Regions from separate parts of the Homo sapiens genome. Here regions 1 and 2 are each linked to region 3. A link is a contact called in ENCODE Hi-C or POLR2A ChIA-PET data. All regions are on one chromosome and are shown on one strand. The core of a region is the stretch at or near the end of the contact, and the rest is flanking DNA. Distances in the headings are between cores, read along the strand shown. Region 1 holds the start of FAAP100 (FA core complex associated protein 100). Region 2 holds the start of CCDC40 (coiled-coil domain 40 molecular ruler complex subunit). Region 3 holds the start of BAIAP2-DT (BAIAP2 divergent transcript).

Region 1 (2,811 bases), core at 225-2,724, 520 kb after region 3:
GGAGCCTGATGGTGACACAGAGCACAGCACTGGAAGGAAGTGGGGGGCTGCAGGCTTTCCTGGGACCCCGGCTGGGGGCGTGTAGGAGGACAGCTCCACCTCACCGATCTGGCCTCCTGGCCGGGGGTCCTCCCCAGGACAGGGCTGCTCAAACAGCTGCATCTTCCATCGGGCAGGGCCCTGCACCAGGGTGACCAGCACACTGTCCAGCAAGGTGAACGCGCACAGCGCAGCATCGGGAAGGATGCAGGCATCGGGGTCCACAGGGATCACGGGGGAAGGCTGGTCACCGTCCTCGCTGTCCCTGTCATCCTGGCTCGTAGACCTTTGAGAACAGGGACGCACTGGTCAGGCCTGGGCAGGGTGGGATTCCCACGTTCTCTTCACAATAACCTGGCATGGAGTAGTCTGGCTCAGGGGTTCCCGCAGTGACCCCCAAGGCCGCTCAGCAGTCCATCTGCCACATGGCCTCCCACCTTCCCCACGAAGGATACTCTTGACAAGAAGTACCAGGCATCCAAAACCAGCGTGAACCGACACCTGTCAGCATAGAACCGTCAGGCTGAGGCCCAGGCTGCAAAGTGCACAGGCTGCCCCCTCTACAGCCTGGGCCGCGGTCAGCAGCTGCTGGCTCTGCACTGAAGACAGGCCTGGCTGCCCGGAGCTCGCTTCCTTCCAACCCAGATGGTGTCCACTGATCACTGACTCGGGGTCACGGTGCCTTTGCTGTCTCCTCCCTCCAATAAAGACCCAACCTCGGGGGCGTGTCTCACCAGACAGCACCGGGCCACCAGGGCCCAAAGGACAGGATCCCGCGCCCCGCCGTGGGCTTAACCATGTGAACCCCACTTACTAAGGACTGTGAGCAAGACACTTGCAGAAAGAGTGCTGGGGGCAGGGGCTCCAGATAATCGGGCAGGGATGGCGGCCGAGGCTTCAGAGCTGGCGGCAGCCCGGGTCCCCAAGCGCGATGAGGTGGGGCTGCTCGCTCTGAAGCAGTCCGGGGGCAGCAGGAGTGTGCGGGAGGGAGGCCGCGGGCCCGCCCTCACCTGCTCCTGCCCGGGTGGTCCAGCGACAGGCAGTAGAGGCCCCTCCGGGCGCACAGCGCGTACAGCAACCTGCGCGGCGCCAGCAGCTCCAGGTGCCACACCTGGTCGGGGAACCGGAACGCCGCCTGCGGACCGGGGCGCGGGTCAGGCCGACGCGACGCGCGGGCCCGCGGTCTTCATTTTCACGCGAACCGCCGCCCCCGCCCGGTCCCTCCCGCCCCCGCGGGCCGGCGCTCACGGTCAGCAGCCCGCCCTCCTGGTCGTACACGTAGACGAGCTCGCTCCCGGTGGACAGGAAGACCTCTGCCTCATGGCACAGCACGCGGGGCTTGCCCGCCGCCAGGCCCCCGAGAGGGCAGCAGAAGCCCGCCAGGTAGCGGACCCGCGGCGCGGCGCCGGCCATCGTGCGCGCGGGCCCGTCAGAGTGAGAAGCCCCGGCCGCGCGGCGGCGGCTCCGCCTCGGAGCGCTTTACGGCAGCCCGCTGTGCGGCGCGACCTCCGCCGTAAAGCGGTCGGCGGTGCCGGGGGCGGGCCGGAAAGGACGCGCTGCAGGGACTCCGGGAGCTGGGGCGGTCGCTGGTACCCACGGGGAGCAGGGGAGCCTTCCTAGGGGCCGCGGCACCGTGCCGCAGGTCGAGGTTGACCCGGCCGGGCTGGTGGGAGCCCTCGGCGGCTTCATGGCCCCGGCTGCTGCACGGGTTCCCCAGGGTGGGGAAGCGGGTCCTGGCCGAGCAGAGGTTGCTCTTGGGCGGGGCGTCTCCCCGGAGCAAGCGCTCAGCTACTCGGGCTTTTGCGTAAACGCCTCGATTCTCTGGGCTCTCGGAGAGCAGCTGGGTCCTGCCGGAGCGCACTCCAGCCGGGGTCGGGGTGGGGCAGCGCCGGCTCTTGTCGTCCTAGGGATGGGTCTCTGCCCTGTGCTCTGCGAGCCGCCCCGGCCGCCCCCGCGTTCAGGGCCCAGCGGAGTGAGCCAGCTTAGGTGGAAGTGCGTCCCTCCCTCCGTGGCTGAACACGTGGGGACAGGGAGTACACCAATGGGGTTTCTGGGTTGGGGGCAGAGGACAAGAAAATGACTGTGAGCCAGGGCAAGATACCTCCACCCTCTCCCTCCTGGCAGCTCTCCACTTCCTCCAGGAGAGAAGTACTGACCAGAGAACGCCCGTGGAGGGGCCTGCAGTACGGACACCTGCTCCATGCCCGGAAGAGAGCGGAAACCAGGCACACCATTCACAAGTAAATGACCAAGGAACCCCGCCCCCGGCCCGCCTCCCTCCGTTTAAGAAGCCAATCTGAAGAGCGCTAAGGCCAGACACCCTCGAGGGAGAATCTAGGGGCAGGGCTGCAAAACTGGGCTTGGAAGTTAGGCAGACATCGTGGAGTCCGGGTGCACCTGCTGGAGCACAAAGCACCACTTGCAGACATCCTGACCGCCCCCCTTTGAGGTTGGGGTGGGGACTGACCCCAAGGCAACGGGGATGTCTGATTCTGAATGTTGGGTTAGACAGACTCAAGTGCGGCACCTGGAGTCAGTTCCTTGCTCCTCTCTTCTCGCCAGGGCTGCTCTGAAGGTGTTTGGGCTGGAAATGCTGTCTTTGATGCTGGGGAGTGGGGAGAGGAGGGCCAGGTGCATCTCATTTGGCCTTCAGAGTCAGGAAGTCAGATGCCGCATCGTTGTGAATTTCCCCACAGGGATCCTCCGCTGGTCTTCTGACCGAATTTCCCCACAGGAATCCGCAGGTCTTCTGACTGCTAGTTTTAACCCTCT
Region 2 (2,866 bases), core at 77-2,576, 1.0 Mb before region 3:
CAGCCCAGACCACCAAGCCCGACAGGCCGGGAAAGCTGAGCGCGCGCTGCTGGGGGGACGCACACTTTGGAGGCTGTGTGGGCGCGCGCCGGCACCCCACAAGTTCTCATCCGTCTGCTCCGCCGATTCAGCCAGACAAAGACCGCAAGTTCCCCGGTCCACCGCTCCAGACAGGCGGGGACCAGTCTCCCCGAATTAGGCCCATTCCGGGCCCGGGCGCCCTCACTCGCCGCGGGGAAAAGTCCCCAGGTGCCCCTCCGTGATCCAGGTCCTCCCACAACGCTCCCGCTCCTGCTGGCGCCCCGCACCCCGAGGACGGCGGCCGGACCCCGGCCCCTCCCCGGTCCCGCGGCTGCAGGCCCACGCGCCCCACGCGCCCCGCGCGCCCCCGCCCCAGCTCCGCCGAGGGGGCGCTGCTCGCTGCGCGGTGGACCCCTCGGACCCCGCCCCCGCGGCCCCGTCCGGGCCCCGATACCCACCCGGGTCCCGCTGCGGGGGCCGGATTCGCGCCGGCTCCGAGAGCCGCCACCGTCGCCTCCGCCGCTGCCGCCGCCAGTGAGGCGCGGCGGGGCGGGGACGCGCGGGGAGGCCCGGCCCCCGGCCCGCCCCCGGGCCCGCCCCCGGCCCGGCCCCTGCCTGCCCCCGCCGGTCTCCCCGCCCACCTTCTGGCCCAGCCCTGGGCCCAAGCCTCTAGTTCCCTGCTGGCCCTCCCTCAGGCCTCGCCGCGTCCCGGCCTCGGGGACTGTGCCCCGTCCCGAGCCTGGCGTCCCCAAAGGAAAGGCAGGGCTCCTCGGACGCTCCGCGTGCGCGCTGGCCCTCCGCTGCCGCCCTCTGCAGGGAGATTTCTCCTATTTCGGACTAGGAAGGGAAGATACGCTCCGGAAGACCCCCCGGGCGTCCATGCAAGGAGTCTCCGTAGGACCCCTGGAGAAGGGCACCGGAGCCCCCTAGGGCAGGAGATGGAAAAGCGCTCGCCATGCGCGGGGTCCCCGGCCCCCGGTGCCCCCAGCCCGCCTGCCATTCCCGGGCGCTTAGCAGTCCGGGGTCCCCAGGTGCCCGGCAGGTCCCTTCGGGACCTCGAGCCGCCCGCTGGGCACACGCTGACGCCGCTGTCGCTTTACAGAAATTGAGCGCAGCCGAGGCGGGACCCGGGCGCAGAGAGCGATAAAGGAAAAGCATGGTCGTGCTCTAATCATTACAGTCTAAGGGACGACACGTCGAGACGGCGCGCGCCTCTGCGTGCGTGGAGATGGCACAAAGGCCGCGCCGCCCCCGGCGGCCCCCGCCCTCGCAGCGCGCGTGGTCCCGGCCCGGCCGGATGTTGACAGCGTCGCCTAGCAACGGGAAATGGCGGAACCGGGCGGCGCGGCGGGCCGGTAAGCCGGGCCGAGGGGCAGCGGGTCTTGGAGTCGCCAGGCCGCGCTCTCCGTTCACCGCTCCAGGTGGCCCCCGCGTCGGCTCCTGCCTCGCCCCTTCGCCTCCACTCCCCCTTCCTCTCGCCTGTGTCCCTTCTCTCGCCATTTTGCTGGCCTTTCCCGTCCACTGCGTTCAGCCCCTCACCCCCCCGCCAACCCTTCTCACTTCTCCCCTCCTGTCCCTTTGTCCTCTCTCGGCCTCCCTCTTTCCCCTACTCCAAGCGCGCGACTCCCTCTAAAACCCGGGACCGCTCACTCTGCAGTCACCATGGCAACCACTCTGCGTGGCGGTCCCTGCGCGCAGTCCTCCTAAGAGTAGAGGGCTCTGCAGGGCGCGGGGCTGTTGGATACCGCCCCTGACCTTGCTCCGGGGCCACTCGCTGTGGCCGGAGACCAGCCCGGCCCCGCGCCTCCCTCCTGCAAGGACAGATCCCCTCTCGCAGGCTTGGGGGTGACCCGCGATGGGAGGGGTCCCTGCGGTTAGGCGGCCCGCGATAGTCCGCGGTCACCGTCCTGGGGCCTGGGTGGAAGCACTGAGCGCGCACAGGGAGGGCGGCTGAGTGAAGATCCCTGCCACCGGGCCTCTGCTCGCTTAGGCTCTGTTTAAAAGGATAGAAACGATTGGAAAGAGTTTGGCCTTTTTACCTTAGACACATCGGTATTGTTTCATTTTTTTAAAGGTGGGTCTGTATGTATTGACATGGAAAGACTAAAGGTATTATTAATAAAACGATAGGCATAAATGTAAAAGGGTAGGTATACTATGATCTCTAATTCAGGGTGTGTGTGTGTGTTTAAAACATAGAAAAATGTTGAAAGAATGTGGTCCTAAATGTTATCAATGATTATCTTGGGAAGGAAAGGGAAGATCACAGGGAACTGTCACTGTCTGTCTCTTTGAACATATCTATATTCCTTTGACAGATAAAAATAGCTTGAATCTTTAATTTTTTAAAAAAGATATACATATATATATATATATATATATATTCCTGTGCTACGTAAATCGTGGAGAAACTCAGAGTCCCCAGAACACTTACTCTGATCGCGCTACTTTCTCTACGTTGTATTTCTTTTCCCCAGTTTTGTCCCAGACACAAGTTATATTTGAGGTGACTTTTCTGGGGTGATCTAATCCTGCTGTTCCTTCGATGTTTTAATAATTATATTTTTCATTCATTCATGGAGCTTTGCTTTTGTGGCATCTCCGCCACCTGACAGGCATGATATAGTGCTATGGTTCCTGACAAACAGGACAAAGACGTGACAACAGCCTGGGGGTGGCAGAGAAGTAACAAGTAAATAAACAGATGTGCAGAATTCAGGAGGGGATAAGGACCAAGAAAAAGAAAGCTGTTGCTTGAAACTGTTCAATTGTTTCTCTAAAACCAGGTCCCATCCGGAAGATGGATCGGCTTCTGAGGGAGAGAAGGAAGGGAATAATGAAAGCC
Region 3 (3,021 bases), core at 88-2,587:
CACAGCAGGAAGCTGGCCTAGAAGAAGGGGGTCAGGGTCAGTGGAGATGCTCCTACCTTCAGGTAAATGCCCTCATTTGTTAGGGCCAGTTTGAGCGAGCTTTCTGTCATTTACCACCAAAAGAATCCTAGAAAATAAATACACAGGGATCTACCCCCAAACACTGGAGACAATAAAGAAAAAGGAAGCAGCCAGGGCCAGTAGCTGGAAGGAAATTCAGCCGGAGGAGAGGAGGCGCGGGGCTGTGGTGGGAGGGAGGCAATGCTTCCTGAATCTTACTTCCCTGGTCTTTCCATCGGCCTGAGCCCGTGCCAGTCTGGGGATCTGCCGGCCAGCCAGCACAACTGCGTCTCCCCCAGGGGCCTGACTCGTTGAAGGAATGAATGAATGAATGATTTTGCAGGGATGGGAGGCTGGGAGACTGAGAGGTTTCATTAAACGGAAACGCTCAGATCTGGTGTTTCACAACGTAAAACAAATAATTCCTCTATGTTAGCCTAATTTATGTAAATATTTCTCCACGGGAATTGTACCGGGAGACCTGTGTGCCAACTCGGCCAGCTTCCCCGGCAGAATCTCCCCTTGGGAGGACCCTTAAGCAGGACCCTTCCTAAAAATTGGAGGCAGCTCTGACTCCTCCATTCCTCCTACAAGGTTCCCCCACCCCCTAGGGCTTTCCACCGCATGAGAGTCCTCCGGGCCCCTCGTTTCCTACTGCCCTCGACCCTTCCTTCCCGAGACCTCTCTCTCTCAGTAAACTGCCTCCAACGAGAATCTTCTGACGGCAGGAGGGTCCTCCCCGTCCCTAAGGGTCGCCCTGTCCCCAGGCCTTCCAGCAGGACACTCCCCTGTCCCCTCTCCAGATCCTCCTTCCCAGGGCCCTCCTCCAAGATCCTCTTCCCCAACCCTCCTCTCCCAGGGTCCTCCCCTCTCCAGAATCCCGGCCCCAAGCCCCCAAGCGCTGTCTGCCTGTCTGGGGTCCTCCCCAGAGTTCACCTTCTGCAGGATCCTCCCTCCAAGTCCTCTCCTCACGATGCTCCCCCGAAATCCTCCTTCTCCAAGTCGTCCCCCACTCCAGGGCCGAGCTCTCTCCAGGGTCCTCCTGCAGCACCCCCTCCCCCAGGGTTCTCCTCTCTGCCCCGAGGGGCCGGCCGGGGGGTCGCCGCCCGCCCGGCGGGCTTACCTGCGAAGCGGCGGGGTCGGGGCCTCTCCCACCTGTAAGCCCGGCCCGCGGCGTCCTGCGTCCGAGCCGCTCCCCGCCCCGCAGCGCCAGGCCGCGACCCGGCGGGCCGCCCGCCCCGAAGTGCCACTTCGCGAAGTGCCGCCTCCACGCGCGCTGCCGCCGGCGCCCCCCGCTCTCCTCCCCGCACCTTCTGCTCCTTCTTCCTGCGCCACCCCGCCCCCGCCTCCCCGCCCCCAGCCCGGCTGTTGCCCGGGCCCCCTCAGGCTGCTCCCAGGGCCCCAGCCCGCGCCGCGCCTCCCCTCTCCTCCCCCAGGATCGACGCCGCCGCAGACCAATCGCTGCCTGGAGTCGGCCACTAGGCCCCACCTCCGATCCCGCCCCCCTCCCCCTTCTCCGGAACCCACCAATGGAAAGGGCGGTGCGGGGGCGGGGCCTGGCGGTTGCCTAGCAGCGGCAGCGCCGGGCGGGGGCGGGTGGTCGGGGGCGGTGATGCGGGCGCAACGGGGGCGGGACGCAGGGGCGGGGACTGCCGCGGGGCGGGGCCTGAGGCGGCTATAAAGGTGGCCGCCGCCGGACGCCGGGCTCTGTGGTTCGGGTCCGCTTTCGTCTCCGTCCTGCTGCCGTTACCGCCGCTGCTGCCGCCGCTTGCGTCCCCCGCTCCGGTCTGTGGTGCAGCCGGGACCCAGGACCATGTCTCTGTCTCGCTCAGAGGAGATGCACCGGCTCACGGAAAATGTCTATAAGGTGAGCGCCCCCCGGCGCCGAGCTGAGCCCGCTCCGTGTGCGCCTGGGTCGCGCGCCGCCCGCGCGCCCGAGCCCGACCAGGGCGGCCCCGGGGCCGCGCGCCGGGCCAGGAGGCTGGGACTTTGGGGGTCTTCCCGGCGCGGCCACCCGGGACCCGGGCTGCTGGGGTGGTGAGCCCGGCGCCGGCCGCTCACAGGTGGCCACCCCCGCCCGGGCCCCCCCATCCCATGCGCGCCGCGGCCCGGTCAGTCCCCAGCCCCAGGCCCGGGGAGCACTCCCCGCTCCGACGGCCCTGCTCGGCCCCCGCGCGCTCGCCTTGGCGTCGGCGGGAACGGAGCCGCGCGCCGGGCCCCGGAAGCCCTCGGACCGGTCGGGGTCGTAGCACACCCGGGCAGGGCCGGGGCGGCGGGGGCGGCGGGCCCAGGGGTTGCGGCGGCCAGGACGGCATGGGGGCTGTCTGAAGGCCGCGGTCGGCGCGGTGGCACCGTGGGGCTCCTCCAGGCGCGGTTGCGCGAGCCTCGGGCACTTCATTCTCAACAGGCTTTCCCTTCCCACAACTCCTGCCCGGCGCCCATGCTGGGGCCTAAGGTGGGAGGTCGGAGCGCGGGCAGGCTGGATGGGTGGACGGATAATCTATCATCTTATGTAACCGCGGAGAGAGAAGACTAATTGTGTAGGAGGCTGACGTGCCTGCCTTTGCTTCAGATGTGTTAAGAGTGGCATCCACGTTCTCGTCTGCGAAATGACAGGTTCACATCCAAGGGCCGCAGAGCACCGCTGGAAGCCTCCCCTGCCGCCCCCTCCCCAGTCGTTTTTGTGGCTGGGATACCGACAAACAGGCCCTTGGTTTTCTCTTTCTTCAGCATCCGTTCTCGGTCCAGACCCCCACGCCTGAGCCCGGCAGCTGCCGGGGAGCATTTTCTCAGAGGAGAAACCCCTGCTCTGGGTGTCCCTGGGTCCTGGGCGATCTCTTACAGATGTGCTTTGTTTCAAAACTGTCTGCAGGTTCAGTGACAGGCTGGGCGATGAGTGGAGTGGGTATTTACCCGGCAGTCGCTGGTTCATGTTTCCTAACCGGCTTGCACCCTGCCCGG

Evidence for each region. Hi-C counts contacts between places; a loop is a spot of excess contacts on that map. ChIA-PET counts read pairs that join two places held with the same protein, here RNA polymerase II (POLR2A). Pooled maps may share reads with other maps.
Region 1: a loop to region 3 is called in a pooled map, with 19 times the contacts of the local background. The contact joins the promoter of FAAP100 here to the promoter of BAIAP2-DT in region 3. A Hi-C loop is called at or near these places in 6 of 50 pooled maps.
Region 2: a pooled map shows a loop between it and region 3 (13-fold over the local background). The contact joins the promoter of CCDC40 here to the promoter of BAIAP2-DT in region 3. A Hi-C loop is called at or near these places in 5 of 50 pooled maps. POLR2A ChIA-PET finds 5 or more read pairs at or near these places in 2 of 52 experiments (H1 and activated T-cell).

Annotation. Positions count from the first base shown.
Region 1 is chr17:81,550,879-81,553,689 of GRCh38, forward strand. It overlaps FAAP100 (FA core complex associated protein 100), which reads right to left and starts at 1,475. Exons shown (of 9, transcript NM_025161.6): 1 at 1,288-1,475; 2 at 1,050-1,174; 3 at 1-325. The coding sequence starts at 1,452. It overlaps LOC124904085 (a long non-coding RNA gene), which reads left to right and starts at 1,481. Exons shown (of 2, transcript XR_007065947.1): 1 at 1,481-1,628; 2 at 2,164-2,811. RefSeq lists silencers at 1,042-1,141, 1,202-1,441, 1,582-1,741, 2,322-2,401, 2,412-2,481 and enhancers at 1,882-2,001, 2,531-2,811.
Region 2 is chr17:80,035,316-80,038,181 of GRCh38, forward strand. It overlaps CCDC40 (coiled-coil domain 40 molecular ruler complex subunit), which reads left to right and starts at 1,327. Exons shown (of 20, transcript NM_017950.4): 1 at 1,327-1,376; 2 at 2,808-2,866. The coding sequence starts at 1,348. It overlaps TBC1D16 (TBC1 domain family member 16), which reads right to left and starts at 557. Exons shown (of 12, transcript NM_019020.4): 1 at 480-557. RefSeq lists a silencer at 556-625 and enhancers at 816-935, 1,835-2,129.
Region 3 is chr17:81,033,382-81,036,402 of GRCh38, forward strand. BAIAP2-DT (BAIAP2 divergent transcript) reads right to left here and starts at 1,338. Exons shown (of 2, transcript NR_026857.1): 1 at 1,184-1,338; 2 at 1-17. It overlaps BAIAP2 (BAR/IMD domain containing adaptor protein 2), which reads left to right and starts at 1,770. Exons shown (of 14, transcript NM_001144888.2): 1 at 1,770-1,927. The coding sequence starts at 1,874. RefSeq lists a silencer at 1,406-1,715 and an enhancer at 1,587-2,582.